Linked DNA regions of Mus musculus: regions 1, 2, 3 and 5 are each linked to region 4. The links are chromatin loops, found by intact Hi-C in ENCODE. Cell type or tissue: left cerebral cortex. All regions are shown on one strand. Links, peaks and the distances in the headings refer to the core of each region. The heading gives the core; the rest is flanking DNA.

The links. A loop is a pair of places that touch in the nucleus more often than their neighbours do. Peaks named below come from ENCODE experiments on the same cell type or tissue, not always from the same donor. Only the 100,000 strongest peaks of a DNase experiment are listed, where the experiment ranks them.
Region 1: a loop joins it to region 4, with 4 times the contacts of the local background. A loop is called at or near these places in 19 of 42 quality-filtered maps.
Region 2: it touches region 4 in a loop (3-fold over the local background); 29 of 42 quality-filtered maps call a loop at or near these places.
Region 3: a loop joins it to region 4, with 3 times the contacts of the local background. A loop is called at or near these places in 16 of 42 quality-filtered maps.
Region 5: it touches region 4 in a loop (2.9-fold over the local background); 5 of 42 quality-filtered maps call a loop at or near these places.

What each region holds. Positions count from the first base shown.
Region 1 is chr1:72,708,344-72,714,468 of GRCm38, reverse strand. Rpl37a (ribosomal protein L37a) reads right to left here and starts at 3,209. Exons shown (of 4, transcript NM_009084.4): 1 at 3,146-3,209; 2 at 2,669-2,797; 3 at 2,245-2,327; 4 at 656-967. The coding sequence starts at 3,148. The coding sequence ends at 904. In left cerebral cortex, for the core only: a CTCF peak has its summit at 3,573; DNase peaks (open chromatin) are centred at 2,323, 2,929 and 3,227; H3K4me3 peaks cover 2,026 bases; H3K27ac peaks cover 1,142 bases.
Region 2 is chr1:72,580,678-72,586,802 of GRCm38, reverse strand. It overlaps Smarcal1 (SWI/SNF related matrix associated, actin dependent regulator of chromatin, subfamily a-like 1), which reads right to left and starts at 3,552. Exons shown (of 17, transcript NM_018817.2): 1 at 3,365-3,552; 2 at 399-1,165. The coding sequence starts at 1,107. In left cerebral cortex, for the core only: no CTCF peak of the experiment used is centred there; DNase peaks (open chromatin) are centred at 3,317 and 3,618; H3K4me3 peaks cover 1,588 bases; H3K27ac peaks cover 1,510 bases.
Region 3 is chr1:72,596,040-72,602,164 of GRCm38, reverse strand. It overlaps Smarcal1 (SWI/SNF related matrix associated, actin dependent regulator of chromatin, subfamily a-like 1), which reads right to left. Exons shown (of 17, transcript NM_018817.2): 7 at 4,636-4,786; 8 at 3,236-3,394; 9 at 731-796. Among named protein-coding and RNA genes, the nearest start is that of Smarcal1, 16 kb to the right of the region's middle. In left cerebral cortex, for the core only: no CTCF peak of the experiment used is centred there; a DNase peak (open chromatin) is centred at 2,760.
Region 4 is chr1:72,303,209-72,309,187 of GRCm38, reverse strand. Xrcc5 (X-ray repair complementing defective repair in Chinese hamster cells 5) reads right to left here and starts at 1,767. Exons shown (of 21, transcript NM_009533.2): 1 at 1,621-1,767. The coding sequence starts at 1,641. In left cerebral cortex, for the core only: a CTCF peak has its summit at 2,148 (motif pointing left); DNase peaks (open chromatin) are centred at 1,742, 2,082 and 2,461; H3K4me3 peaks cover 1,465 bases; H3K27ac peaks cover 1,159 bases.
Region 5 is chr1:72,531,825-72,537,867 of GRCm38, reverse strand. Marchf4 (membrane associated ring-CH-type finger 4) reads left to right here and starts at 709. Exons shown (of 4, transcript NM_001045533.2): 1 at 709-3,243. The coding sequence starts at 2,731. It also overlaps a transcript of Smarcal1 not described here. In left cerebral cortex, for the core only: a CTCF peak has its summit at 4,196; DNase peaks (open chromatin) are centred at 3,184, 3,513, 4,285, 4,659 and 2 more places; H3K4me3 peaks cover 4,178 bases; H3K27ac peaks cover 1,608 bases.

The DNA.
Region 1 (6,125 bases), core at 584-5,583, 400 kb before region 4:
CTTCCATCACATAGTAACAACTGTCATTCCAGTTCCAGGGGATCTGGTGTCATCTTCAGACACCATGCATACAGGGATGCAGACACACGCATACAGTAACCCCCCGCCCCCAAAAAAAAACCCCTGCACTTCTCACACACAAGTTTAACTGCTTACTTGAAATTTCAAGCGGTTACTGCTATAGGTCTAGTAAGTACTGCTTAGGATGTGTCTAGGCAGAACTGGAGCACAGGTAACAGGAACCGAGTAAACCTCAGAATAAGAAAGTCAGAAGTGACTGCTGTGTAAGATGGGGATGGGCCCACAAAAGGTCAAGCTTTTACTCTAAGGAAAATGACTGTTCTGGACTTGGAATGCATAGGACTTGTCTGGTGGCTCCCAAGGAGTCCAGTAGCTTTGGCATGGCTGGTCAAAGCATAACTGACAAACCTGGCAGTTAACTGTAAAGTTTCAGAAAAGGCTAGCCATAAAACTATTCCTAAATATATTAAACCCTAAATTTGTCAGGAGACCCTCATTTTTGTTATTTACCTATGTATTATCATTTATTTCCTACCAAGTACTCACACTACATTTAATTCAATCTTATTAACATTTCTATAAATATTCTAGTTTCAGTTTGCTGACAATATAGCAAACCAAGCTATGTACATAATTGTCTTAGCAACATTTTTATTTCTGAAAGACTAAAATCTTAAGCCAGATGTATCTACACTTGTAAGGAGAACCAGGCACTCAAGGCCAGCCAGGGTCACACAGTATGTCTCAAAACAAGCATCTTTCGAAAATAAAAAATAGAACACACACCAAATGTTTTAATTAACCACAAACAAGGCAAAAAAAAAAAAGTTACGTAAATAACCCGTTTATTGCAGGCTAGGCAAGTCTCAGACAGCAGGGCTTCTACTGGTCTTTCAGTTCCTTCAGTCTTCTGATGGCAGACTTCACTGTGACTGCAGAGGTGGTGCTGTGAAGAAAAACCATTTCCAACATAACTGTGAATGTTAACATAGAACACCTGAGTGTATCTGTCCCATTGTTCCCCTATAGTCCTGAAATTTCTTAATTTTCTCATGGAAAGAATGATAGCATCCTTCGCCAACACCAACCATGCTGCAGTGAACCTTACCTAACAAGACCAGTGCTGATGTCACACTGGCATGGTGGCACCCTTCAAAAGCCAAGACTTGGGGCACTCTCACTATTCTAAGGTGCTTGAGCATCTGATTTCTTCAATATTGAAAAAGAGACAGACCCAGACTCCACGAGATCTTAAGGTGCTCTCCTCTGTAGACAGGATAGAGGAGGCCTATGATAAGTTTTAAGCCTACACCCCCAAACCAAACAGCCAGACCACACACTGTGTATGAATAGTCAGTCACCTATCAGGACAGAGCACTTGCTACCACTACTCCTTGTGCACTCAAGCTGCTCTTAAACACACTCAGACTGTTTTTTCAATACCAAGGCGTCAAGAAAAACTGCAACCCACATGTTCACCTCCTCAGCAACTAGCCACACTCAGAGGGCCATGCTGGAAGTATAAAAACACCACACCACTTGGATACCAGACTTCTGGCCAGCAAACTCAGGGGTGGAGGGGCAGCTGTTGGTTTGAGATGCTAAAGCTCTTAAGAACAAAGCAAACAATGACAGGAGGCTTCATTTCAACAACATCTGGCTCTGTCAAGGTCATAGCACTAAATATGCCCAAACAGCCTCCAATGTTCTATACAATCCCGAGTCAATTAACCTCAAACCATTTTATAGAAATAACTTGTAGTGTTAAGTCAAGTCCAGCACAAACACCAATGGACTTAGATCAACTGTAATTTTCCAAAGAGCATGGTGACTGTACAATTCAAAAGGAATATGAGAATCAAAGTCTGAACTTCTTCTTTTTTTTTTTTTCCCCCGAGACAGGGTTTCTCTGTGTAGCCCTGGCTGTCCTGGAACTCACTTTGTAGACCAGGCTGGGCTCGAACTCAGAAATCCGCCTACCTCTACCTCCCGAGTGCTGGGATTAAAGGCGTGCGCCACCACGCCCGGCTCTGAGCTTTTATCTATAACCATAACTTTGTTTTTGAGACAGGGTTTCACTGTATAGCCCTGACCAAAAACTATTAACTTTTAAACCCAAACTCATGATTTGCTTTAAACTAAAACAAATCCGATATGCACCAGACCTGGAACACGGGCTGTGCAGTCCATAGCCTTTCCTATACCACAGGAGAAAACACTCACTTGTAGGTCCAGGCCCCACCGGCCACTGTTTTCATGCAGGAACCACAGTGCCAGATGCCGACGGCTCGTCTCTTCATCTTGGTCTGTAAGTAGTTAAGATCTTGTTATGAAATATATATAAAAAAAAAATCCCTGAGACTTCCAGAGAGTAAACTATGGAAAAGCCAGCTTATCCATTAGCAGTTAAATTCTAGTAACCCAAGCAGAGTATTATTTACAGGCTAAACAGACCTCTTTGGGGTTGGTACAGATGCGCTGACATCGCTATCAATTTCCCAAGATCGGACTTTTTCCTCTCCAAACCATTCACCCTTAAGTTCCTCACTAGTTGCAAGTAAACAACGAATGCTCCGCAAAAAGCGAGCCCAAACCGCCTTAGCTCGGGAGCAATGGCACCCTCCTCCCTAACCCGAGGCCGACTTGCCTTGCCACAGAAGGAGCAAGTGTACTTGGCGTGCTGGCTGATTTCAATTTTCTTCACCATTTTCCGGAGGGAGGCACCATAGCGGGTCCCGTACTTGCCGACGATGCCGACCTTCTTGGTGCGTTTAGCCTGTTGACAGAGGAAAGGAACGGAGCAGAGACATTGAGCCAGTCGGTGCACGCCAACGCGCCGCTGAGCACAAACTCGGCTGAATCCTGTTTTCCCTCAAGCTCAACCATCAAGGAAGGCGCCCACAGAGCGCCAAAAGGCTCCAGATTGTGCATTAACTACCGCGCTGGGCCAAGCCCCGCCGAGCCGCCTCCGGCCGCGTACGGGGCTCCAGACGCCGGGAGAAGCCCGACAGCAGACAGGACAGGGACAGCACAGACTACCCGAGGTGGGCTGAGAGCGGGACGCCGGAGACTAAGGCAGATGACGATGGATAGCGACTTCCAAAGCGGTTACGAAGACACTCACCATGTCGCCGGAACCCAAGCCCAAGTCCGAAGAGGAAGGGACGCAATGCGCATGCGCGGTTTTAGACCGGCGAGCGGAAGTGACGCGACCTCCTCTCTCGGAAGTGAACTCGGTGTTCTGGCGGTTTATTCGCTGTCTCCACTGAGAAATGCATAGATGCGCAGAAGTGGTTCACGAGCTGGAAGCACATCCTTCTTAGCTTACACATAACCAAAGTTCTGCAGAGCAGATGCGATTTCTTGCGTTCTGCTCGCGAAGAGACGGGTTTTAGGTGGCTTGCCTTTAAGTGTTTAAAGCGCGACGTTTGTGACTGAGGCGCATTGCCTTCCCACTATATTATACTTCGGAAAATCGCCAGGCCGGGTGCTAGATGCTGGCCATAGTAAACGCCTAGGATCCGCTCCCAGGCCGAGTTACAGTTCGGCTGGGAGACAGTCATATTCGTCACGATTAAGAGTTACGAAATGGGCTGGAGAGATGGCTCAGCGATTAAGAGCGCAGACTGCTCTTCTGAAGGTCCTGAGTTCAAATCCCAGCAACCACATGGTGGCTCACAACCATCCATAATGAGATCTGATGCCCTCTTCTGGAGTGTCTGAAGACAGCTGCAGTGTACTTACATATAATAAATAAATAAATCTAAAAAAAAAAAAAAAAAGAGTTACGAAATGTTGCTGATCAGAGTTCTGGGGATAATGTAAGGAATAGAGGCTACTTGAACCCAAGACCCTAAAGTGGTGGTTCTCTTTCTTTCTTTTTTTGGGGGGGAGGGGAGGGAGGTTTGGAGACAGGGTTTCTCTGTGTAGCCCTGGCTGTCCTGGAACTCACTCTGTAGACCAGGCTGGCCTCGAACTCAGAAATCCGCCTGCCTCTGCCTCCCAAGTGCTGGGATTAAAGGCGTGTGCCACCACGCCTGGCTCTGAAATTTTTAAACACTTCTCTCTCCTAAGATTTTCTTAAACTTTAAGATTTCCAGTGGGAAATGATGTTAGTGTTTGATTTTAAAGAAGTCTGTCTTGGGGCTAGAAAGAGGGCTCATTGACTCTGCTTTCCACCCACATGGTGGCTCAAAAGTGCGTGTAACTCTACTTTTAGGAGACTCCTTGTGACCTCACGTGGTCCACAGATATGTGTACAAGAAAAATATCTATACATAGAAAATAAATAAATATTCGGAAAGATTTGTCTTTTTTTTTTTTTTAAAAAAAGAACTGATTCTCTTTGTAATGTGAAAGTTTGTGAAACTCTTAATTCTTAAGTATTTTTGTACATTATTTATTTAATTTTTCCTCTATTTGTTTTGTTTTCCTCTTGGAACATGTAATTTGGGGCTAGCATTTATGAGTCTACCATAATTTGAGATTGTGTTTATTTATTTATGTGTTTATTTGTATTGGGATTGAACCTAGGGCTTCATACATACTACCCAAGTTACTATAATTGAACTGTATACCCAGCCTTTTCTTATTTTTTATTCTGATACAAGGTCTCATTAAGTTGTCCAACTTTGAACTCCCTTTACAATTCAGGTAGTCCTTTATCTTGCCATGCCAGCTTTTTGAGTAGCTAAATACAGGCCCAGGATGGTTACATTGCTCTTTTTAGTGACTTTTAGTCTTTTTGACTCTAATTCATTGTAAGAAAGACATCTTACACAGCGACCCACTTCATACAAATCTAGTAAAATCAAGAATCCCATAAAACAGTATATGCCATTATGTGTGTTATACTCCAGTTTCTAGCATATTGTAGCATATTCTCTCTTTGCTAGCTTATTAAAAACATGCCAGTTGCTATATACTTCATAAATGGTTCTCAGCCATGGAGATCTTGTTTACCCTCTCCTTCCCAGGACACAGCAATATCTGCAGACATTTGATAAGGGTGGCGTTATCCTCTAGTGAGGAAGAGGACAATGATTTATGCATAGACAACTACACACACACATACATACACACATGTACTCAGACATCACACCTGGTCTGTGCCAAGACTGAAAAACCCTACACTGTATTATTTTTGTTTTTTAACTTGTAAAAACAAACAAACAAAAAAAGGTTTCTACAGAGTATAGTTAAGGGGTTCAAGACAGCCTAAGGGAGTTACTGGATTTAACTTGCTTTTTTATTTTTTTTTAAAAACTTCTTGGATATTTTCAAGATTATAATATAATTAAATCATTTTCCCTTTCCTTTCTTCCCTCCATACCCTTCCCTATACTCCAATTTACTCTTGTTCAAACTAATAGCATTATAACAATTTATTGCTTATTGTATTCATTTATCTCTCTCTATATATATATTCCTAAGTGTAACCTACTGATCATATATTATCTTATTTGTATGCATGTCTTTAGAGCTAACCATTTGTGGTGTGCTCTTCTCTGGGGAAGACTATCTGTCTGTTTATTCAGATATCTTGGTTGCCTTCAGTTTTGTGTGTGTGTGTGTGGGGGGGTGTTGGGTGTTGTATCTATTGGTGTTGTATTTGTTTATTTTGGTAGTCCTGTTTGTGAGAGTTTATGGGTGAATCTTGTGGCATTGCTAGGAGAAAAAGTCTCATAGCATACTTCGTGACCCTCCTCCATAATGTCCCCTGAACCTTCCCTGAGTATGGAAGTGCTTTGTAGATGAATTCATTGGGACTGGACTCCACAACTCTTTATTTTGATTGGTGGTTATATTTTTCTATAATGGTCTTTTTCTCATGAAAAGTGAAGTTTCCTTGATGAGGGGTGAGTTCTACATTTATCTCTGGGTATACGGACAAATATTTAGTATATAATAAGAGATTATACTGGTTTAGTTAAATGGCAGTTGTCCATGACTTCATTAGTCCTGGATAGTTGCTTTGGTCTCTAGTACCAGGCATGGTCTCTGTCATTTTGAGAATATCTTAAGTTCAACTAGAGAGCCAAGGTACTGTACCCTTAGGGTTATTGTGCTGTGTTAGTTGTTGTGGTTCTAAGGTGTAATAGCTG
Region 2 (6,125 bases), core at 792-5,791, 280 kb before region 4:
TGAATTGCATGTAGTTGAGTGTGTGGTGAGCAGCTCTGAGGACCAGCAGAGCTAGCCACACCCCAGTACTCCCTTCAGATCAACCAACACATTACTCATCTTTTTAAAGCGCTGAGCCGGCTTTGCACTTTAAAACTGAAAGGAGAAAAAAAAGTCTTTGGAGTTCAAACTACTGTCTTTAATACACACACACAGCACCTGGCAGGGGCACTGGCGCCTCAGTAAACAAGGGAACGTTCTCTCTCTGGCCGTGTACTAGCTAAGTTTAACAGCTGCTTGAGACAAAGGGAGAAGCCAGCTAAAATAGAAAAATGTAATGTGCCAATGTGCCCTCTTAATATTTATGAGGGGCTGTTAGAAGAGAGTCCAAAAATAGAAAAAAGAAAAAGCCTCATTACCATAGTGTCTGCTGGGCAGAGACTTAAACACGGCAATGAGCTCTTGGTTGTAGCCGATCTTTACCCGGAAGCGATCCCCAGTCTTTATGCACGCTCCCCGTAGAAAGCCTGTGTTTTGGGGTGTGGTTTGCAGTATGTTTGGGGGTCTCCCTTCTGTCCTAGGTGTTTTTCCCCCTAACACATAAAAGCTGTCCGAAATGCTCTGCCTAGAGGTGGAAGGCCTTGCTGCCTTGGCCTCTAACTCGGGGTCCCTGGGGAATGGTCCAGAAGAGGAAGCTCCTGTGTCCCAGGTTGCCTGGGGTTGACCCTCGCTGGATTTATAACCCAAAAGTGGTTGGTTAGAGGCTCCTGGAGGACTTGGGTTAGGCTTTGGGCAGGCTGTGGACATCTCTCCTTGGGTCTTCCATAGCCCCGTCGTTTCCTCTGCTGGGCTGGGCTGAGAACAGCGGGAGCTGTGAGGTCTCTGATCAGTAGGAAATGAATTACTGAGATTCTGTTGCTTGAAAATGGAGGCATGGCCCACTGGCTTTGAAGGCTCCGCTAGGAGATTCAGGAGAGAGCCCTGCTTGGACTGGGACGGGCCGGCAGCAGAGGAGCCTGAAGCTGCGCTCTGTGGCTGTTCTGACAACTTCTCAGCTCGACGGGCCAAAGCTTTTTGCCGATTCTCTTCAATCTTTTTCCTCTGCTCCTCTGTAAGTGGCAAGGACATTTTTAACAGGATAGGCTCATGCAGGGATGTCACCCTTTAGTTGGGAAGTTGGTAAAAGCTGGGGAAGGTAAAAAGACAAAAATAAAACGTACGTCCACCATGTTTGATTAATAAGGTTTTGTTCCAGGTAACATATTAGAAAAAGCTAAGGGATGAATTGAAATATTTTTTATAATTAAAATGAAAGCACATAGACACACATATGCACACAGACAGTAAATAGCATATTTTAAAATACTGATCCAGATGAAAAAGCAAAGCGTTATTCTAAAATGGATTGTGTTTCACTGGGGTATTTTCCCCCTTCTCATTTGCTAGCCAAAGTGAGTTAGCAGATCCCAAGAAAGTTTTACAGTGAAATCTAACTTCATTAGAATGGACAAAGACTACATTTTAAACTAGAAAGGCTAGTGGATCAGACAGAAATAGACTGGCCAATGACCAGCTTCATACCCTGCCACAATGCTTGCTCCAATAGCCTGTTTCCAACCTGGAAGAAGGAGATAGAGCCTCAGAGAGACTGCACACTAAATTTTCCCCTTGCCTTCCATCCTCACTACATTTCTGTTGAATCTGCAGGTGACCAAATGCAAGCTAGAGCAGCTGGTCCTAGAGCCTGACTTCCAACATGCAAGAGCAAAATGACTCTTGGAAAAATAAGGGGACAAAGGGGAGAACTGGGGACAAGGGTCACTGTGCCAAATTCAGACAGAAGACATAAAGGGTTAAGTTCAACTCAACCAACACACATCACCACCACTCAGAGCACAGCATAGTTCTGAACTTTTCTTGCCACATATTTGGAAAACACAGGTATTCATTACAGCGTAAGATCATACATTTATTCTGTACTGTGATTTCATTTACCCTAGACATTTTCCTATAGGCTGAACCAGTTTTACAATGCTCTAGATGCAGGGGCCTGAACACCAAATTCTCTGGCTGGGTCTGACTTAAGCCTTACCCAAATAGCACTACCTTATAATGTTACAGGATAGTTGAACTTGAGTTTCTAGTTAGGGTTTGGCCCAGCCCTTGACACATTCCCTCTGGCTGGAATACAGATATGCCTTTAGTACTCACCTTTGACTCCAAAACAATGAAGGTAAAGTTAGTTTGTAGGAGAAAGCACCCATGTTGAAAACGATGTCTAATTGAGTGGCAGACAAAGTGACGAGAATCAGAAAGATTTGACAGAATAGGATATGCCCAACTCTCATGAGGAACGGGAAGCCACTTAAGGGAGAGACAGACAGTGCAGGAGGAGAGAGTACAGCACAGGATACGGTAGAGTTGAGAGAAAGAGTAGAGCAGCAGAGAGGGAGGCGGAGGCAGTTTTACCGGGAGAGCTTTACAGAGACAGGCTGAAGAAAGAACAGGTCAGACACAGGTAAAGATAGAATGAGCAAGAGAATGAGAAGGAGCCAGAAGATTAGAACCAGATTCCTAGAGTTTGAGACCAAACAGAGCAATTCAGAGGCGGAGAGAAAAGCCAGACTGAATCAGTCAGCTGGGGAAAGAAGTCTGAGCCAGAACAGCTGAGTTGAACCAGCCAGCTAGAGTTCAGAAAAAACACGAAAGGGTGAGTTTATTCAGCAGCAAGTCTCAAGGGGCTGAAAACATTCAAGGCCCAGATCAGAATATAAGGAGGCTAGAAGCTTCCAGGACTAGGCCTAGGTTAGCAGATGGAGGCAGTGAGCCTCCCAGACAACTACAACAGGATAAAAGTTACTTTTATATTATAATGATTGTAACATAGGAAATACTCCAGTAGCACCGCCAGCCGTCAAAGAAAGCTCTAGACTCTTGACTTCAGAGGGTTTACATTTTAATCCTTGCTAAGACTCCCTTTAGACAAAGCACCCCAAAACATCTCCTCTCACAGATGTTACACTCAAGCCTGCCAGCCAGCAGCAATGAAAACTCTCAGCCTTGTATTCAACTAGGGTTATACCTACCAAGGCCTAGTATGCTGACTGACCCAGTTGGGGAGATGAGACCACGGAATGAGAGGTCCAACTAATAAACCATAAACCACAAATGCACACCACCACATAGACATTCCTCTTTGCTGAGACCTGGGCTTCCCTTCCCTTCCTGTGCACATCCTGGGTGCCTGAGAAAAGGGGACGCCCCGCCCCACTTTGCCTCTAGCATTTCCACTTGGATCTTCCCGTCCCCACTGCTCCCTCCTCTTGCCGTATTTGGTCTCGTCCGTCTCCAATGCTGCTACCTCCTTCGCAGCCCACTTTCTTACCTAGCGAGGCCAGTAAGGTGAGGCACCTTAGCAGAACAGCCCTAGACCAGGAGCGTCTTTCAGAGCCTTGCCTAGGCAGTTTTCGCTTCTGGTTGGACTGTTAGAGGAACTAGAATTCAAGCGCTACAATTTCACCCATCTTGGAGCGGGCCATTGGCATTTGAATGGCTCGGCCACCGTCGAACTACATTTCCCAACAGCCAGTACGGCCGCAGATCCCGGTCATAAATTGTGGGTGATAGTACACTTGGTGTAGGGCCTTCTGGGGTTTGTAGTTTGAATCGGAAAGCCTGCCCATTGGAGGTTGGTGAATTTGAGAGGCGTAACGTTGTGGGCGGGTCAAGGTGTGGTGCACCCTGGGAGTTGTAGCTCTCAGTTTCTCCAAACATTTAATCAGGCGTAAGGAAGGCTGAGCGTTCAGTGTCAGGGGTGTCTCCAGACATGTCAGACAGCCAGATTGATTTGATACTTAATAAAGATTTTCCTGGCACACCCGTTTCTAATAGTGCCGTCCTTATAAGCCCCAGCCGCTGCTGAGTATCTGCTTTCCTAGACCAAAGAGGAATTGAAATTTTTAGAGCCTCCATCAGTCAGCGTGCTGATCATTAATAGGAACTTAAGTTAATCCGAACTACAACCTATGAAACATAGACAGTAACTCATGTAACCCAGACTTGTCTAAGAACTCACCCTGTACCAGAGGATGTCTTTCCTGCCTCCACCTCCTACAGACTTGCACCATCATAAGATTATTATTATATCTTTTTTTTTTTTTCCTCAAAAGGCAGGATCTTAACATGTATCATTGGCCTAAAACTGACAGAGATCCTTCTCTGGAGTGCGATTAAAGTTGTGCACCACACACCCAGCTCCATTATCCTCATTTTATAAATGAGAAAACGGAACTAGGACTGGTCCACAATTTTCTCCAGGCTGTATTTAGCTACTTTGTTATTCTGATTCCAAAGCCCTCCCATCTATCAGATACTATCAAGGTTACTTGACTCCATTTCTGAGCACAGCATTCTTTCTGTCCTCCAATGGTTGAATATAATATTCTTCTATCATCAGCGTACACGGAAAGGTTGAAACGATTCTGTTTTCAAACAGAGCTCATTGCAAAGAGATAGATCTCTGAATACAGAGTTAATTGGGGAAATGACCAGACATTTAGGGAAATGTGATGTGTTTTTTAATAAGAAGAGACGATGAGGTGGACTGCAGTAAGATATCATGAACACAGGAGCTATCAAAATAGCAGCCCACAACAGGAGGAAGAGGAATGTTGCTAGTGTTGGCTATTCATGCCAACTCAAGGGGCAGGGGAAGGCTTTCAGTGCCTGAACTCTTGTAAAAGTATACTTTGTAAAGGTTATAAACCCTCAAGGCACACAAGTGGCCAGGCTCTGCCCTGCAGATGTCACTAGTGGTTGTACCAGTGTAGCTGGAGAGGGTTCAAGCCCCACCCTACAAGGAAAAAAAAATCCCACCAATCCTTGAGTCCCAGGCCACTCTGGAAATCCCACCCACCCTCTAGAAATCCTATATAAACCCTGCATTCTGCCCAGTCCTTTGCTGCTTCTCACTGGAGCAGAGGCAGCTGCCCTCCTGAGTTCCCACCTTCCAAGAAGTCTATTGTGGCAAGTTTGTTGTGTGGTGTGACTCTGTGGTATTCCCAACTGCCAGGATTCCTTTCCCTTCAGAGCTGTAACATTTTGGACAGAGCAGAGCTTTGGCAAAACACTTTGCCTGGAGAACTATCCCCTTCTGGAGCAGAGCTATAACACTTGCATTGGGGAATCTTTCCAGGCAGCTATAAGAACTTGTGTAGCAGAGCCTTTTTCCTTAGAGCTGCAACACTTACAGCTAGTATTTGAGGTAAATCTTATATCTTTGGTTTTCCCTACTACTCAGCATCCATTTCCTGCTTCACAGTGTGAACAGCTACTAATTAGCCAGCACCTGTCTTGCTCTTCCTATCCCCTGCAGAGACAGTTAATTTCTTAAGACCAAGTGCTGTGCCCTTCATCTTGCCTGTCACCAATTCACATGACAGTCACTTCACTCTCCAGGCCCAGCTGATTTACCCATAGAGCAATATGGTGTCCTTTGATGTGAATCAGAGGACATCTGGGCCCATGCATCCTAACCTCAGAATGCTGGATTCCTATCTATCCATGTATCTTGCTCCTAGGAATCCCAACTTAGAAAGTCTGGAATTGAACTAAACGATATGGTCTCCTTTCTAGCTCTAGCGTCCTAAACGTGAAGTCACTGTTTAGTCTAAAACTCATCTTCAAAAAGCAAACCAATCAGATTTCAATCAAAATTCCTAGTGTTGGCTCTGTCAACAACATAATCCACTGGGATCTTGCTGTAGCCAAGCTTTTTTTAGGAGAGAGAGGAAGTGTTGTTGAAATACTTGGGAAGTCTGTCTTGCCAGGCTGGTCTCAAACTCCACAACTTCTTACCTCAGCCGCCAAAGAGCTGGGATTACAGGCATTTGCCGACACACCCACTTTTTAAACAGTTTATCTACTTTAAGAAGTTCTTAAGACAACAGTGAAAACCCATTCATTAAAATGATTAAAAGGGCTGGGCAGTGGTGGGCACACCTTTAATCCTAGTACTGCTGAGGCAGAGGCAGGTGGCTCTCTGTGAGTTTGAAGGCAGCCTGGTCTACACAGAGAAGCCCTGTCTTAATTACAACACACACACACACACACACACACAAAATTCAAAGTTAGCTCCATGTCATGCA
Region 3 (6,125 bases), core at 564-5,563, 290 kb before region 4:
CAGGACAAAGACAAGGACAGAACTACATCAGAGTGTGTATTGAGAAAGACTTGAGCCTGCTCTCAGGCCCACTGCTGCCTGCTCTCAAGGCAGACCAGCCCGGGCACGCGCGTGCGTGCGTGCGTGCGTGCGTGCGTGCGTGCGTGCGTGTGTGTGTGTGTGTGTGTGTGTGTGTGTGTGTGTGTTCAGGGGCAGGTGCAGACCTGAGTGTGTGTGTGTGTGTGTGTGTGTGTGTGTTCAGGGGCAGGTGCAGACCCGAAAACACGAAGGAAACAAGTAACCTGCTGGCCTTCAGTTAACCGCAGTCCCTGGCCAGCGTAAAGGATCAATCAGCTCAGCGGGCAAGCCTCAGCTTTGCCTGAGGTTATTCTCTGACACCCACAGCCCTGGCTGCTCTTAGATAACGCCTCCCACCGCGACAGCTTTGCTACTACAAGAGATGCAGTTTCTCCTGAGCTGTTTAGTGACACACTGTCACAGGCTTCTTGTGCTGGCAGAAAGCCAAGGAGAAGACTCAGGGTCCCTTCCCATCTGAGTCTGGACTCTCAATAGGACTTCACGTGGACTGGATTCGTGGCAGAATACAACAAGCACATAGCCCAAGGAGAGATGCCCAGTGTCAACACTGCACATAGCTCATCAGCGTGGCGGCATCTGTTTGGCCTGCATACCCCTCCTGTCTGAGCAAGTGTCGTGTTAGGGCCCTAAGTCTCCTCTGGGCCACACTCACCTTTAGGATAGGCACAGCTGCTCGGCAGCGGGCAGTCTTTATGTTCTTGAGGAAGTGTGATTCATCCTGCAACAGACAACCACATGGGTGAATGGGCAGTCCTTGATCCACAGCAGCCCACCTGACTTGAGCCTGGCTTGGTATCTGCCAGGAGGTTGCCTCCCTTGACCTATAGCTGTTCAAGGTGATGGACCAGTACACTCGGGAAGGGCCCAGACTTGGGGCAGGTTCTTTATTATACACTGGATAAGATATTGTCTCTTTCTCTAGGGCAGTCTTCCACCTGGAAAGGGGGTTAGTGAATATGTGCCCCGATCTGCCCACTGGGTACATAGGTGGACAAACCCCTGACAGGTGCCTTGCCACCCTGTGGGAGACGCCTCACAACTGCATGGCGTTAGTCAGGCGTGCTGGAGACCTCCTACATGCTCTCAACTGGTGTCAAGTTCTGAGGTCTGGCACTGCCCTCAGCCTTTGCAGACACACTGGCAGCAGACACACTGGCATTAGACCAGACAATCATGCCACCATAGTCGTGCACACAAAGCACTGTGGGAACTGAAGAAGGAGAAACAGACTGATCCCTGTCCTCTGGGGGGACACTGTGCTAGAAATATAGCATTTGATGGACTTATAGTTGTACATTCTGTAAATAAACAAACATAAAATGTGCCTTATTTTCTAAAGACAAAGGAATGACGAACATATTCCTTCCCAGAAGGGAAAATCTTAGGTTGGCACATTGCTAATTGACTCTGAGCCACTAAATGACCTGTCTATGGTACCAGCTTCTCTACCTATAAAATACATATCATGCTATCAGATAAAATGGATATAAGCATATCAGCTTGCCATGTCTGAAATAAGCGAACACAGGGGCAGCCCTCAAAGCCATCCTGCCACCTAAGGAGGACTGCCTGGACCAGGGGCCACTAGTGGTGGTACCTCTGTCCCGGCGAGAATCTATAAGCTCCCAACCTGCTCCATTTTTTATGATTAAAAGGGGGTGGGTGTGGGGCTTCAAAGACACAATAGACAGAGTGAGAGGTGACCTGTCCCTAGTTGTCAAGATAGCACCCCCCAGACGCCGGGGCTACTACATTCATGATCCTGATTCATGGTAAACCCTCATGAAAGTCATGAGAACACCATTTATAGAGAGAAGTTGCAGAAAATGTGTCAGGCATGAAAGGGAATTGGCCCTTTTAAGCCCAGATAAAAAGGTTCTCCTGCCAGCATCAACCATGAGCAGAAGCCTCGTCGGTGACAAGTGCTTCTCAGAGCTGCCACTTCGTCCCTTGCTACAGAGAAGCCAGAAGATGGCAAGCTGTTTGCTTCATCTGAGGACAAGGTAACACTAGCGGCAAGCAGCTTGCCCTCCACCTCAAGGCTGACTGAGCGATGAGCCAGGAACAGAAACACATCAATTTCGAGGCCACAAAGTTTCAGCCGACATGACTGTGGGGCAAGGCCGGATGTGCCCACGCTGCCAGCTCGAGTGAATTAGAGGTGGCACTGCCTGGGACCACAGGGGAGAGCAGTGGCTGCAGGTGGGACACCTGAGACAGGGGCATAGTCAGGAAAGGCAGCCACCACCGTCCCCACATCCCGGAGCCATTGTGACCATCCTGGGATGTTTCGTTTAATATTTCACCTCACTGGAATGCTGGCGTCCTTTCAAAACCACACTTGAATCCATGCCAAGCCCAACACGGCTCCCCCACAGACTCAGATTCCCAAAATAGCGTTGATAAAGTATGTGTTCTCGTTTGCACACACTAAGGAACACAGGGTGGTTCTCATGTCCAGAACACACTACACATCTCCTGGGGTCTGCAATCACGTCTCCTTCTCTGCTCTGAGCTCCTGTGGTGTTTGTATTCAGAACCATGTTTACATACTCTACACTGACAGCTGGCTGGCCACCAAGTCTCCCCAGATGTTCATCAAGTGTGCAAAGATGAAAAAGAAAGCCAGTGGCTGAAAGCAGCACCTTCGGCTCTGGAGGCAGGTGATGATATCTCTAAGAACAACTCAAGTAAAAACTGATTTCCTTTTAGCAGGGATGGGGGCGTGTCTTCACACCAGCTGGAAGAGAATCATTGACTGCTGAACTGTATGGCTCCGCAGTGCTGACAAGTCGGTACCAATGCAGGCACACACTGTTCCTGACACAGCTGTAGTCTGGGACCTAGAATGGTCTGCTGTGCAACATGCTGGTCTCCATCCCTAGCCTGCCAATACAGGAGGGGCGGACTAGAAACCTTTGAACAGACTCGTCCCACCTGTTTAAAACGCTCCTCAGGAAAGTCTGGCACATAGGCTTAAGGGCTGCTTCAGGAAGGGAATAAAAAAATCATTCTCTATAAAAGAAAGGCAGCGATTTCTATTGCCCTCTCTCCGCAAAGCCCAAAGAGGACCAAGGAGGACACAAATTCCCAAATCTGTGGAGCCCTTCCGAGTGTCTAGACAAACAAAGTACTTCAGGGCTATGCCATTACTCACAATAATGACGACTTTGAAAGGGGTTTTTAGCTGCCTCTCCAACTTGCAAAGGAGGTCAAAGCTGACAATATTGACCAAGCCAGCTGTTAGGCGGCCCTTCCCGGTCACCACCACGTTGATGTTCTCTGGGCTAAGAGATGGAAGCCACCGAAGAAAGGCCTGCAGGGGAAAGGACAGTAGAAAGCAGTGATTCCAGCCAAGGCATCAACACTGGGGGGTGGGATTTGGGGCAAGTTTAACCTTCCCTGAAGACACAGTTCCTCTTCACAGCCTCCTGCATCTAACACACTCTGGTCACCTCTGTCTGCCTTTAGCCCACCCTTTAATTTCCCGACAGGACTCTCCCATGAGCAGGCCTTCCCATGCCTGTGCCTTCCCCTCTGTGATCTCTAGATGGTCCTGTTGGAGAAGAATGTAGCTCTTCCAAGAAAACTGTGCTTCCTGGGCACAATGAAAACATTTATGTCACTGTTTTCTTCAACCCCCCCCCCCCCCCCGCTGTCCCCCACAATGGATCACTCAATAAACCAGGTATCTAGGAGCCTTAGGAAGGCCACTGGGTGTCTCCACACGGAAGCCCCAGCACTTAGGTGTCCCCTTCCCTTTGCTTGCATGTGCCATGTCCTGACATCACTTCTCTGGTTATGAGCAGTGGCCTGACTCTTTTGGACTTTCCGAGGGAAATCTAGCCCCTACAGATGCATGATGACACTTTCCACAGGTAGTGGCAGGATCCAGACCTTACCAGCAGCAGGCTGTGGTGCATCCTCTGTACCATGACTCTGGGACCTTAGGAAGAGCTTAATTAACCTGTAAGGAGACTGGCACCACACCAGCAGCACAAAGCCACAAGCTCTGGGAATGAGCTGGGCCTTCCTTCACTGGGTTTGCTTAGAGGGATTTAATTATTCAAGGTTCACATCGGGCCTCCATCTATTAGGTGGTCTAAACACACTATGCACACCACCCTAGGGCAGACGAAGCACTGATCTAAAGTCAGGCAGCTGCCTCCTTAGGAGGCAAAGCTCTTGACCCTGAGATTTTGTTTGTTTATCTGAAAAGTGGGTCATTGGGTATCATGTCACAGGATTTGGAGAGACAAAAGGAAATAAAGGCATTGCAGAAATCGGGTGCAGGGTGAATAGAAGGTCTTATTTACAAGAGCACAGAGGTACAGTATCTGCTGAGGGACTGGCAAGAAATCCCTAAGCTAGCAACTGCTTGGCTTTCCTCCCTGTGGAGATAACATGATTCCCTGTCCTCAGGACCAGCTTAGTTTTCTGCTGGTCTTTGACCCACATCTAAACCTTAAAAGACCCCAGGGCTTGCCCCGGCACTGTTATTTTGATGCTCTAACCCTAAGGAGGCCTTTCCCAATGATTCCGGTACAGAGAACTAACCTGCTCCCAGGTGAAGCGCACAGAGGAAGGCACGACCACCAGCAGTGGCCATTCCTTTCGGTAAAAAGCTGCTATGCAGATGGCTTGGACGGTCTTCCCTAGGCCCATGTCATCGGCAAGTAGCAGGCGGCCTCTTTTTGATATGGCAAAGCTGCACACAGACAGACAGGATAAGGTGGGTATCACTGCATGGGGCGTCCTGTCCGTCTTAATTTACCTGCCACCCCATAGAGCTGAGGGGCCCCTCTATGCTGGGTATAACACTGACCAGAATGGGTTCTGCTCACAGCAAGACGTTTCCTAGCAAGGATAGGGCAGGAGCCATTTAGGGAACAGAGTACGAGGAGGAGGGATGAGGATAGGTAGGGATGCTGCAGACGTAAGGGTTTGATCTCCACTGAGAAATGTGCCCGAGTTAGAAACAGCATCTGAAGACCACGATACAGGCTAAGGGGCAGGTGGAGCCAGCAGTGACTGGATGTACTGGCAAAAAGGACAGGTGGGGAGAGGATGCGAACCTGGCTTTGTTTCAGCCAAGGCTGGCGGCCTCCGAGCACCTGAAGCACTTAAGTGCACTGGGCCTTGCTAACAGTCTGTAGATAAAGGTGGAGCCTACCGCTGCGGAGCCTGCCAGGCCTGGGTTGGAGCTGTGCCTCCTGATGCACCCCCAAGCGAGACTGAGGCTGGAGTAAATGTTACCTGCCCCAGAGAATGGGAGAAGCAGGAGGCAAAGCACTTACATCTTCCTAAACATTATGACCATCATCTCAGCAGAGAGAGGGGAGTAATGTGAGCAGAAGCAGTGGTGAATCACTGAGAGACTACAAAGACTCTGAGCACCAGACATCTGGTCCCCTGCTCCAAACTCCAATCCTCTTTATCTAATTTGTGAAAAGCTGTTGCTGGCTCAGAAACCTAGTAATGAGCTGGTGAATGGTTCTTTCTCTTTCCTTCTTAGACAGCAAAAAACGAAGAGAGCAGTCTTTTCTAATCAGCTTGTGGGTCCTAGAAGGACTTCAGCTGCCCTTGGCCTTTCTGTAATTGTTTCCCAAGATGCACCAACTGAGCAGCCCTCTGGGGACCAGAGGCCAGTACACCAAGGCCAGCAGCACGTGGGCCAACGGGTATCCTCGTCCTCTCAGCAGCCACAAGCAGCAGCTCCCCTTCCTGCAGCACAGAAGCAGCCCTTAGTCTGTGCTGGGAACTATGGGACACCAGCCACAAGCCCCCGAACAGAGGCCCTGATGAGACAGGCTGAGGTGCAAGCTAAGAAAGCAGAGAGTTTATTGGGAAGCCCTGGGTCTCCTGTTCCTGCACTGAGAAAGCTCTTTCCTTCAGCTGATGAGAACTGGGTTTCTGCACCAGTGCAATCTGAAGTCCTGGCTAACTCACAGACTAGGACACCAATGGTAACAATGGGCTTTGGTGACAGCAACCTAGCTCTAATGCCTAGATGCTTCGGACACACATGCAAGGTATTCAGAGACGCG
Region 4 (5,979 bases), core at 1-5,000:
CTGATCCTACCAGTCTCATCCGTGCTTTTGTGCTGACCAGACAGAATGTGAGCTGTTCTGGGCATCATCTTAGGCGACAAAGACTGAAAAGTGACCAGTTAAGACGGTCATCATCTGACTCTAGAGGTGTTTGGAAAACTTGGACCAGCTCCTATAGTGGGGGATGAGCCCCCAATTTTGACGTTTTTGCAACACTCAAAGGAAATACTAGTTTCCCTTAGTTCATAAAGAATGGAATCACATGACACTCTGAAATTTAACAGGTTTCAGAAACAACAACAACCTATCTTGGGATGAACATTAATAAACTACAGAATACCTTTGAGAGGAATTCAAATTACATCCCACAGTGATTCCTTCAGCATAAAAATCTTTTTTTTTTTTAAATGTAGGCATCACAAAATATGCTGGCTGTGTTCCTTTAATAGGCGGCCACAAATCTACTTTTAAAGTAGCAAACACTAAAAGACTGGGAGTCTTTTGTCAAGAATTAGAGATTCAGAGTAAGGCATCAAAGAGTTTGACAGTGTAAATTCTGGTCTGGAAGAATGGTTTATGATAATTTAAAGTCTTTGGAAGCAGTAAGAAAACCAGGGAAGACAAACTGGGAGGGTACTGCAGCTCTTCATTACCACACTGAAGCAATACAACCTGCTAGAATTTTATCAAGTACATCTGCCACAGTAAGTCCTTCACGGGAGCTACAAAGTTCTCAGCAACTGAAGGCAGAGGAACAAAGGAAGCGAGCAACATCATTATGGGTTCATAATTTCATCAAATTCCCAAATGGGGGTGGAGGAAAACAGAGCTCCGTTATTGAACCCCTATCTTGTTTGTATTAAACGAATGAATGGATCCTTGCCATTGCATCTCTCTCTAGTGATCAAAAACAACCTCTCTAAAGTTTACAGTAATTTCCATTATTAATCTAGGATTCTAAGATCATAGATTCTTAGAAATTGAGCATTCTGTTTTGCTTTTCTTTCAGAGCTCCGAATGAATTCCCATTCACATGTTACCACTCATGGAAAGGGTGACCACGTTCTAATCACTTCAGTTCTTCATGTCTTGCTTGGTTCTCCTACTGACAAGCTAAGGGTAATAATGGTCGTCTCACGGTTTGGTGTGAAGATTTAATTAAATAGGAATAAAGGGCTTAGTTGTGCCTCACACAGTAAGCTTTCAATAAATTCGAGATTTTTAAATTATTATGAAGGTCATAATATTACGTAATATTACACCTTGAGTTATTTCATTCACAGAATCACAAAACCCCTCTGAAGTTTTACGAGCCTGGCATGTAGGGGATCTATCCTCGATAACTTACAAAGATTTTTAGAACCCAGGTTCGGAAGCAATAAAGGACGTCTGTGTTAGCAGGTGGCGTGGATAGAAAGTAAACTGAAGCAACGAGGGAGGAGGGAAGGGTGAGAGGCTGGAGAAGCAGGAGGGAGGATTTCGGAAGCGTGAAGGTGCACAAGACTCAAATGCAGAACTCCGAACCCCAAGTCTTTCGTTTTGAGCATCCATCCTTCAGTGCTGACTCAGCTGCGATTCCCACAGCTTCCACCCTCTAGAGATCCCCGGCTTAGGAAAGGCAAAAGGCCCTGCTCTCGGTACCTTATTACCGGACCACGCCATGCTGGTCCTCAGGTGATTTGATTACTTTTTCCGGGCGGAAACCTAGAGTGTCGCAACTCAGTTCCGGGCAACCCACAGATCCAGACGTCCCGCGTGCAAGGCGGGGAAGCCATGGGCTCTGAGCATGCGCAGAATTCTCTCCCTGCCTCCTTAGGCAAGGCTTTGTTCTCTGAGCCGCTAAAAGCCAGTCAGTACTGGGCTGGAGAAATGGCTCTGCCGTCTAAGACATTTGTCATCAAGCCTGACGAGCCCATTCAAGCTCCAGGCACCCATATTGTGGAGAAAAAGAACCAATTCCACAAGTTGCCCTCTGATCTCCACGTGTCCCACACATCACAATAAGTAAATAAATAAATTTAAAATAACAAGTTTAATAGTAAAAAAGTAAATAGGGGGTTAAAGGGAAAGGGTCCCAGGTTAGGAATGTGTACTGTTTTCGCAAGGGTATTTCAAAGCCCAGCACCTACATCAGCCTTCCGCGGATCTGACGCCCTCTTCTGGCCTCCACTCAATGCACATACCCACATGCAGCCGCGTGCATACATGATTTTTAAAACTAAAAAAAAAATAATAATTGCTATTACTCAATTGATAATAATCCCTTTCGCTAGCAATTTGTATTGGCACTCTGGAGTTAAAAGTCCCCTGTGTAAGATGAATCCACGAAGTCACTTAACTCCTCTAAAGGCCTTCTAAATATGATACTAAAAAAAAAAAAACCATGAACACGATGACCTTAGATCAACGTCCAAAGAGAAGAGTGAGAGTTCACCGAGTTAAAAGAAAAAGATGGCTCACAACCATCTGTAATGGGATCTGATGCCCTCTTCTGGTGTGTCTGAAGACAGCTACAGTGTACTCACATATATTAAATAAATAAATAAATCTTTAAAAAGGAAGAAAAAGTAGGAAAGGCATTCAACTCTACAGACAAAGTGGTTAAAACACCTTAGCCTCTGGGAAGAATTTCCTACTACCCTGGCGTGTCTGTGGCTGGGAAAGATGCCCTTTTCTAGAGATGGAGGCTGTCAATTCCCGTGAGTGTTCACCACTCATTTGCAAGGAAATTGCCCTGCAGTTCTTCCCTTCTGATAACCCTTGCACAGAAACTGCCTGTTTTCTATACAAAAATGACTCACAAGCTGCAGGTGGTTGGACAAAAGGTCCAGAGACCTGGAAAATGTCTGCAAACCTCTGTTCAATGTGGGAAACGTTCAATCAGATTCTCTTTTGTTGAAAATGGTCCCAAGAAAACAGGCACTAAAATTGATATGATTTGGAGAATTTTTGAAGAAGCCTTCAGGGAATGAAGGTTTAAAAATCGAAGCTGATAGGGTTCGAGAGATGGCTCAACAGTTAAATACATTCGCTGCTCTTGAACAGGACTGGGGTTCAGTTCACATATTACAGCTCACGGCCATCAGTAACTCCTGTTCCAGAGGATCCCATACCCTCTTCTGGGTTCTGAGGACACCAGGCACCCATGTGATACACAAACCTACATACGGGCAAAACACTCATACACAGAAAATAAACAAATAAAAATTTTAAAATAAACACAGTGGTGTCTAGACAGACACTTCGCACCCAGAGGACTCTTCCATGCTTTTATTCAGACTAGAGAATTTTTTGAAACTGAAACGTTATTTCTAGTTATAGTTTTACTATGGTTCATCTTTAGAGTTACTAGGGCTTTACCACAGAGAATGTTTGCAAGCTGTGTCATAGTTCCATCTCGGATAGAGTCTCTCTTTTCTCTTCCTCTCTCCCTCTTCTCTTTTTCCCCCTCTCTCCCCTCCTCCTTCTCTCTCCCTCCCTCCATCCCTTCTGTTTCTTTTACTCCCTCGTTTCTACAGACACACACACACACACACACACACACACACACTTCCAATACAAGTCTGTTTCCTAGGAAAAATAAAAAGAGGTTCTAGTAGCTGTCCTTGTTTGCATCTACACAATCTTTATGGAAGTCTCAAGAACCACCCACTTCTAAGCAGTTAGAAGACCATGGTCCTGAAAATGCATGGAGTTTAAGCATTGCTTGCTCTAAAAAAAAGCTTCCTTTAATCCAGGGGGAAAGAACAAACATGATTAATGCAGCAGAGTTCCTGGCTACTATCCGAAGGAACTCTAGAGAACCAAAGTATGGCAAACACGGCTCTGGCAGGCCTTGCCCTTCTCTCTCATCTCCTCTACCTTACTAAAAGTCATTAGATTGTATTCCTAAAGCTAGCCCTCAGAGTCTAGTCCTTATTTGCCCACTTCCTCCTCCTGAGGCACACCTAGCAAAGTGTTTAAGTCCAGCAATCAAAAGCCCCCTTTGGCTCACCTAATCAACATGACCAATTAAAAATCACCTTGTTCTAAGCCAGGCATGGTGACGCACACCTTTAATCCCAGAACTTGGAGGCAGAGGCAGGCAGATCTCTGAGTTAGAGGCCAGCCTGGTCTACAGAGTGAGTTCCAGGACAGCCAGGGCTACACAGAGAAACCCTGTCTCGTAAGACCAGAAAAAAAAGAAAGAGAAAAATCACCTTGTTCTAACATGGGGTCTCCCTTTTTACCTTTATAAGCTGTCATTTTCCTATGTGCCATGGCTGTCTATCCAGAGTCAGTCCTTTATCCCCATAAATACCCCTCCTCCCTCTCCATTGTTCCCTTCCTCTTCTCCCTCTTCCTCTGCCTCCTGTCTTTGTCTCTTAGTCCCTGCCCTCTGTCCCTCTGGGGCAAATAAATCTCCTTTGTGCTGAGAACTTGGTCTTGGAGGTCCTAAGCAGATACTTTCCCTTACAATAATTTTGTGGGGTTTGCCTTCATAATCCTTTGGTTAACAATAGCTGGGGCCTTACCTAGAGAACTCTCTCTGGGCTGGTCCTGACCAGGCTCTTTTTAGTAAAAAGCCTCTAATTTACTAAAACCAAACCTTGATTCATACTGATGAATCTCTGAAAGAGCCCAAACCTGCAACAAAGTTAAGAGTTCTTTTAAAAAGTAAGACCTATCATTCTGAATTTTGTGAACCATGTGTTTCCCTCAGGATGATGAATAAAGTAGAAAAAAGTTACTTCAAAATGTAAATTAAATTGCTGGAATATTTAAAGTTGGCATCAACTAAATGGGTTAAACAGCAGTTTCCTTTGAGATCCAAACATCTCATCCGGCAAAGAAGTTCCTTAAGACAGAAAGTAAACAACTCAAAATAGCTTCAGGAAGTCCCTGAAACTGACCAGATTAACTAGGCCCCTCACTCCCAAAAGTAAACAATAGAGACTACTGAGCATCATGCTCAGAGAAAACAAGCTGCCTGCAAGAAGTGCACATCAACTGAGCTGCTTGGTAAGGACACTCTCCAACCTGTGGAACTGTCTGCGGGGTGTGGCTGCCTGCAAGAAGTGCACATCAACTGAGCTGCTTGGTAAGGACACTCTCCAACCTGTGGAACTGTCTGCAGGCTGTGCAGTGTATCCAGATTTCACTGCTTTGTGAGCTGTTACCCATGCTGAGGTGGGGCTTTGGTGACACAGCTCCATTTCTGCTCCTGTAAGTAGTCTCTTACCCATATCCCTGTAAGTAGCCCCAATAAAACTAGTTGGTTTGCCAAGTTGGACTTTGGTGGTACCCATACTTGAATCTGTCGTGGGTTCTGTTGGACTTTGGTAGTCAGTTTCAGAAGGAGGAAGTAGTCAAGTAAGAAAATGGATGTTGGTGGCAAGCTTTAGGGATGTAATCTAGGGGTTTTTTGCAAGGAAGAAGGAATGGGGAAAGGGCAAGGCCTACCAGAGCCCTGTTTGTCACACTCAGGCCAGCTAGGGCCCCTTCACTACCTAAGAGATAACTCGATGAGCATTAGAACAAAGATATGCAACCTTCTGCTCCAAGCAGACAGTTGTAGCATTGTATGGACAATTTGGTAACATCATTAAAATCCTAACCATAACCGTATTGCTATGATGCCACGTTCAGCTCTTTTTATCAAGTATTATCTTTTAAAGTCCATGTTTTATAAAGCCTCAAGTAAGTAAGTAAGTAAGTAAATTGAGGTGAGGCAAAGAATCCTTATGTTGCCCATTAATCTTTTCAATACTATAAACTAAAACCCTATGTGGGCATCCCAGGGTGGCGAAATAAAGCTCTCAAAGAAGGATGTGAAAGAATGGTTCAGCAATGAAGGGCATTTCCAGGAGAGCCTGGGTTTGGTTCCCAGCACCTGCACAGTAGCACATAACCACCCGCAACTACAGTTCCAGGAGCCCTAATCCCTCCTCAGAATCAGCCATGCATGTGATACATTTACATACATGTAGCAATACTCATACCCTTAAAAGATTTTTAAAG
Region 5 (6,043 bases), core at 1,044-6,043, 230 kb before region 4:
GGAGAGAGGAGAAGGAAGAGGAAGAGAAGGAAGAGGAGGAGGGGGAGGTCGAGGGGGAGGGGAGGGGGAGGGGGAGGAGAGAGGAGAGAAGATGAAAGAGGACATTTCCTTTCTTGTTGCAGTTTAAATTCTAGAAGGCAAAAATGCTTCAAGGTTTAAGAAGCACTTTTCTCGTGAGTTCTAAAGTCATGAGAGATTTAATCTCCACCAGGGGCCAGCTTCAATATGGAAGTCACAAAACTTTATCCTTTCTAAAGCTACCAAGTGACATCTACTTTAAGTGCGTGTAAAGAAGAGCATCATAGATTTTGGTTAAAAGGAAACTGTATTGGGTGTATACGTGCTGAGGGAAGCGGTGAGAGGGACGAACGGTGGACAGGGAGCTTACGAATGGTGCTGTCCACCCGAATTCTTTCTATCTGGGAAAAGACATTGGAGTGAATACACGCATCACTCCACCACCCAAGTTCCCATTCTGCCTCCTTTACTCTTCACTGCCTCCTCCCTCCTCTCCTAAATCCCTCCTTCTCTTCGTACCTCCCTTTCCCCTGGTTCCTCCCTATCTTCTTCCTCTTCCTTCAAACAGTTCTCTCTCCTCCTGTGGCTCCCTCTCTCCTAGTCTCTCGCTCTTTCCCTCCTCCATCCCTCAGCGGCGTCTGCGTCAGGCCCCCACTGGCATGACGCGCGGGGTCTGGGTGGGAGCTGTCCACTCACCCAGGTGCTGAACGCAGCAGCGGCTTCACGGCCGCTCGGGTGGGAGTAGCTGGGTGCCTTCTCCGCTCTAAGAAGGTTGTTTCCAGTCCTCGGACCGCCAGCCTACCGCCCGGCACCTCCCTTCCAGCACCACCCCTTTGGGAACTGAGCCAGGGGGGCAGCAGTCGCGGCGGCGGGTGCTGAGCAACCGCGGAAGACAACACCTGGCAGCAGGCTAGAATCTGATTTGTTTCCTTTTCGGCTTTTCTAAGAGATATATTTATATACGGTTCTGGGGAGTCTCCAGGACCAAGCTGGAGCCAAGTGCCGTCTGTCTGACCATCTCGACCACACCGTCTCTATTCCTCCTCCCCACCTTCAGCTTACACCGCAAACAAGCCTTACCTCGGTGCATCTGGGAGAGGTAGCAACAGCAAGCGAGCCTAGCCAGCCAGAGGCAGCCGGAGGAAGGAGGGGCGGCGTGGGGGTGGGAGCAAAGAGCGGGCCGAGGCCGCCCAAGGTGGGGGGAGCGGGGGCAGAGCTGTCGACAGGACCTGACAGCCGCCCTCCTCCACCCCCACCCACCAGAAGCACTCTTTCCTGATTATCCGAGAACTGAATTGTTCCATTAGTATTATTTTATTTTTTATTCTCCCCATCACTTCCCCACCGCCCCTACCCCCACGCCTGCCTCGTCTGTGGTTGCATGGCAGCACTGCCCGGGTGCGGGGGCTCAGGGCCAGCCCCTCGGGAAGGAAGAGGAGGAGGATCATGAAGCCTGGAGTCGCGACCGCGCTGGACCGCGGGCAGCAGCCAGAGGACCAGCTGGAGCAGCCCCCGCCTGGGAGACACCAGGACGCAGACCAGCAGTCGCTTCTGCCGCCACAGCAGCAGCGCCGGGCGCGTGCAGACCCAGAGCAGGAGGAGGAGGGCGACAGCGACCCAGAAGAGGACGAGGAGGAGAAAGCGAAGCCACTCTCCAGCCCGGACCTGCCCATTTTCCAGCTCTCGAACCTCGCCCGAAGGGACCTTTGATGGAACCAAGGGGAGGGGCCTCCGACTTACAGACTGCAGCTGGAGTGGGCTGGGGGCTGAGATCATGTAACTATTCCCCTTTACTCTCCCCTCCCACAAGCCCCTCTTCGCTACCTCCTTTCTCAGATCCTTCTGTCACCTTCTCAACCCCAAACACACACCCTTCCTCTATTCAGGACCTTAAGCTCTGGAAGGCAGCAGCCCTCCGAGGGTTAAGGATCTCTTTTTCCTCCATCCTTTCCCGGTCCACCGCCCTATATCCCACCTCTTCTGTGTAGCCTTTTGGCTGCATAGGCGAAGCACAAGGCGAAGCTCTTTGCCCAATTTCACCCACAACCAGCCCCCCTAATTCCTCTCTTAAAAGCAACTCTGGTGCTGCTGGAGGTCAATTGTCCTGGTTTTCTGCCCAAGAGAATTAGGACGTCTTCTACCCCCACCCAATCTTGCCTTTCCCCAACCACTTCATACTACCTGAGACAGTCTGTCTTTCTCTCTCTCTCATGTGCAATTCTCAATTCTTTACTGAGCTGAGTTCCCTAAGCTGCTCCAAATTTGATTTATATCCACCGTTTTTATATAAAAGAGATTTACCACAGCCTAGAGAATTGAGAAGAACCTAGCAACCCTTTCTTTGGGAACTTTTAACTATTAGACATTGGTCATGCATCCCAGCCCCGATGCTTCTGTTGCCCTACTCCCAGCAGTGTTCAGGGGTCAAAGACAGAAAGGAGACAGCAGCCAGAACTAAGTCTGAGGTTGGGGCGGGGCTGCTAGAGCAAGAAAAACTTTTTTTACTTTGCATTTCCTTAGTAGCGTTCAGAATCATTGACTCACAGTTGTCAGTCCAAGAGGGTAATTTATTTGCTGCTTGGAGGGGTTATAAGAAGAGCCAATAAGAAAGGTTCCTCCATAACACAGGAACACTGTGGACCCCAAGCCCCACCCTACCCACCTCTTCAAAGACTCCAGCTGCCCCTCTCCAGTCCTCTGCTTCCCTATCACATGCTCATGCCCCTGGGTGGGCTGCTGTGGTGGTGGTGCTGCTGCTGCGGCTGGTACAGCTGTGGACTGTGCACCCCAGCTCCCCAGATGTTGCGCCACCAGGGTCTCCTCAAGTGCCGCTGTCGAATGCTCTTCAATGACCTGAAGGTTTTCCTACTGAGGCGCCCCCCTCCAGCGCCCCTGCCCATGCACGGCGACCCTCAGCTCCCTGGTGTGGCGGCCAACAACAACACCCTTCCGGCTCTGGGTGCCGGGGGGTGGGCAGGCTGGAGGGGCCCCCGAGAAGCGGTGGGCAGGGAGACCCCTCCTCTGCCACCTCCACCACCTTTGCCTCCTTCTGGGGATGATGACTGGGATGGCCCAGCCACAGGGCCACCTGCCTCCCTGCTCAGCAGTGCTTCCTCTGATGAATTCTGTAAGGAGAAAACTGAGGACTGCTACTCTCTGGGAAGTAGCTTGGACAGTGGTATGAGAACTCCCCTCTGCCGCATCTGTTTCCAGGGACCAGAACAGGTGAGTCCTCCCCCTGCTTCCCCTGCTTTGGTGTGTGGTATCTCCGGGCTGGGCAGATTGCCATTTAATTATTTGCCCCAGGGATCTATTGTGCGATGTCTAGTGTCAAGGGCTGTAGTGTTTCAAGTTTCTCAATGTTTCTTGTAGAGAAGCTGACCAATAGGTGCAGGGAGTCTGTTTGGTAACAAACTCAGTTGTACATTGGTTTTGTACCCTCTCCCAAAGTAAGTCTTTTCAATTTCACCCTCAAACTTCTACCAGCATCTCAGAACAGAAGCCCCAGAAGCTATGAAATAGGAGCCTCAGAGGGCCCTTCCAGCTTGTTGCTAAGAACCACTTTTAGCTGGTTTCTTGCTAGTGGAATCACACACCCCATCCCAAGCCCATATCCAGCTCTACATTCAGATTTCTTCCTTTCTTGAAGCTGTGACAAGATGATGGTCTTGCCTCCTATTCTCACAGATTGAAGTGCAAAAATCCTGTTTGGGTTTTGTTTGCTTTGTTTCTTTGAGGCTACTTCAATTTTCCAAGACACTTCTTGGTGATCTTGATTTTTTCCTTATTGGAAGCAAATACTCTAAGTCAGAGTGAGTTTAAGTGAAAGAATCTTGATCTTTTCCCCTTCCCTTGCCTCCCCTTAAACTTTCAACATCCATGGCATGGAACAGAGTTTTTTTTTTCTTTTCTTTTCTTTTTTTTTTTTAGAGTCAGGCAAATTCTCCCTTCCTTGTCTATTCAGATCTCTGCAGACAGCACTCCTGTCAGTCCACTGACTGCCTGGTGTCCACCAGACAGATATGCTAATTGACATCAGTTCTGACTTGTGAGAACACATAACAAAGAGTCCCAGGTAGAAAAGGCTCACCTGTGAATCAGGTCTGGCTGGTGATGCAGCAGAGGGAACATCTGACTGGGATGTGGGCAGGGCTCTGTGTTCACCTCAGAGACCTCTTCAGCAGTTTGGGTCTTCACAGATAGGTGTCAGTGCAGCAGGATGCTACACTGGTGTTCCTGATAAACCCTGCTCTTGCTTACAATGTGAGCTGCAGTCTTAGCTGACAATTTCATTCATTTTTCTTCCCATGTTTCTGAATGGGCAGAGCACTTAGAGACTGGTGATGCCTTGGGACAGCAGCCTGGGCATTATGAGAGGAAGTAGGGAATAAGTATCTCAGAGATTGGGCTCCTCCTCCTTATGACTATGATAACCTGAAGCAGCAAAGGCAATGCTGGTGGACGAGGAGGTCCACACTGCTTGTTCAGTGCCTTTCTTCCAGCACAGCGCTCCATTGCTAATACCAAGCTTCTGTAGGTGTGTGGGTCTGTGGCTGATGGCAAAGATGAGCCTCACTTTGCATCAGAATTTGTCTCATTCAGGGGGCCTCAGCTTTTCCATAACATAGAGTGATTTTGCTTATTAACTTCCTGAACTATTTCTTCCCTCTCCCATATGGGCTGGCGCATGTGTGCGTATCATGGGGGGCTGTTGGAAACGCGCCTTCTGGCAAGAGCTCTCTTGTCTCTAGAAAACAGCAAGTCTTGGAACGTGTGCTGAGATAATATTTCACCTGCTGTGAAGTATTCTTCAAATAACTCTATGCCTTTAGGCCTCTTTTCCAACTTCCATGAGTTACCACTTGCTTCCCATATCTTTCCTTGGTAGGAGAGCCCAGAAGTGTGAAAATACCTTGTAAGAGATTAACATATGATTAACATTTTTTTTGATCATGGAAAAGCTGTATTTTATTGGAAAAAAAAAACCATTAGCAATAACTCTGAAATGCCCGCTTGTGGTACAAGTTCTGATTAATGGTTGGGGACTTTTGTCATTGTTTATCATCTTTACTATGTGTCATAAATGGAACTTGGAATAAAAAAAAGCTAACATCACTAGAGGAATGGGTTCTCTTATTATGCGGGAGGATGGGAGGGGCTGTGTCTGCATTGAGACCAGACAAAATCAAGCCACTTCTTAAAGATTATCTTGTTTGGGAGGCTTTATTCCTTGTCAGAGCCAAGTTGTTTTAATGGGACTGCGTTACACTGGTAACTAGAGAAATGTGTCATGTTAGATTGGAGAATATGGTTTCCCACCGTCTTCTCACTTTTCTTCACAGAATTTCAATGAGGAAGGAAGACAAAAGAGAGAGAGAGGCTGGGGTCCTCTAGAGAAAGATGCAAAATGAGAGGTGGGCGTAGAGAAGGAAAGAGAGGGAGATGGAGAAGTAAGTGAGAGAGAGAGAGAGAGAGAGAGAGAGAGAGAGAGAGAGAGAGAGAGCACTGTGAAGCAGTTGTCTACCTGGTCTAAGAGAGGAGTGATTTGCCACCCAAACAGCTGAATGTCTTGGCCTTTTCCATGTTCAAACAAAGGAACTAAAAACTTCCCCTCCCACACACCACGCTCTCGTTTGCCACTACTCTAGGATCCAAAAGATTGACAAAAATAAAGATTTGGCCTCTTCTCGCAATGCTTACAGGATTGTGGTGAGGGGTTAGCGGAGGGTTGCTAAATTCACACCTGCAGGTTTCCACGGAGGACTTTGCATCCATTCGCTTGTGTTGTGCACAAGGCATCCGTGAGGGAACAAAGCAAAGGAGAGTTCTGCTGTGTTGAAGCTGGCCTTCCAGTGGGGACACAGCAATGGGCAGATGACCTAGCAGACAAACAAGGTGATTTCAGATGGTGATGCACAGTGAAAACAAGGAAGTCAGGAACAAACAGGAAGATGAGTTCAGAATGAAGGAAGAGGAAGGGATGAGACACGTGTGTCTATACTCCATGGGACCAACTGGACGAGCC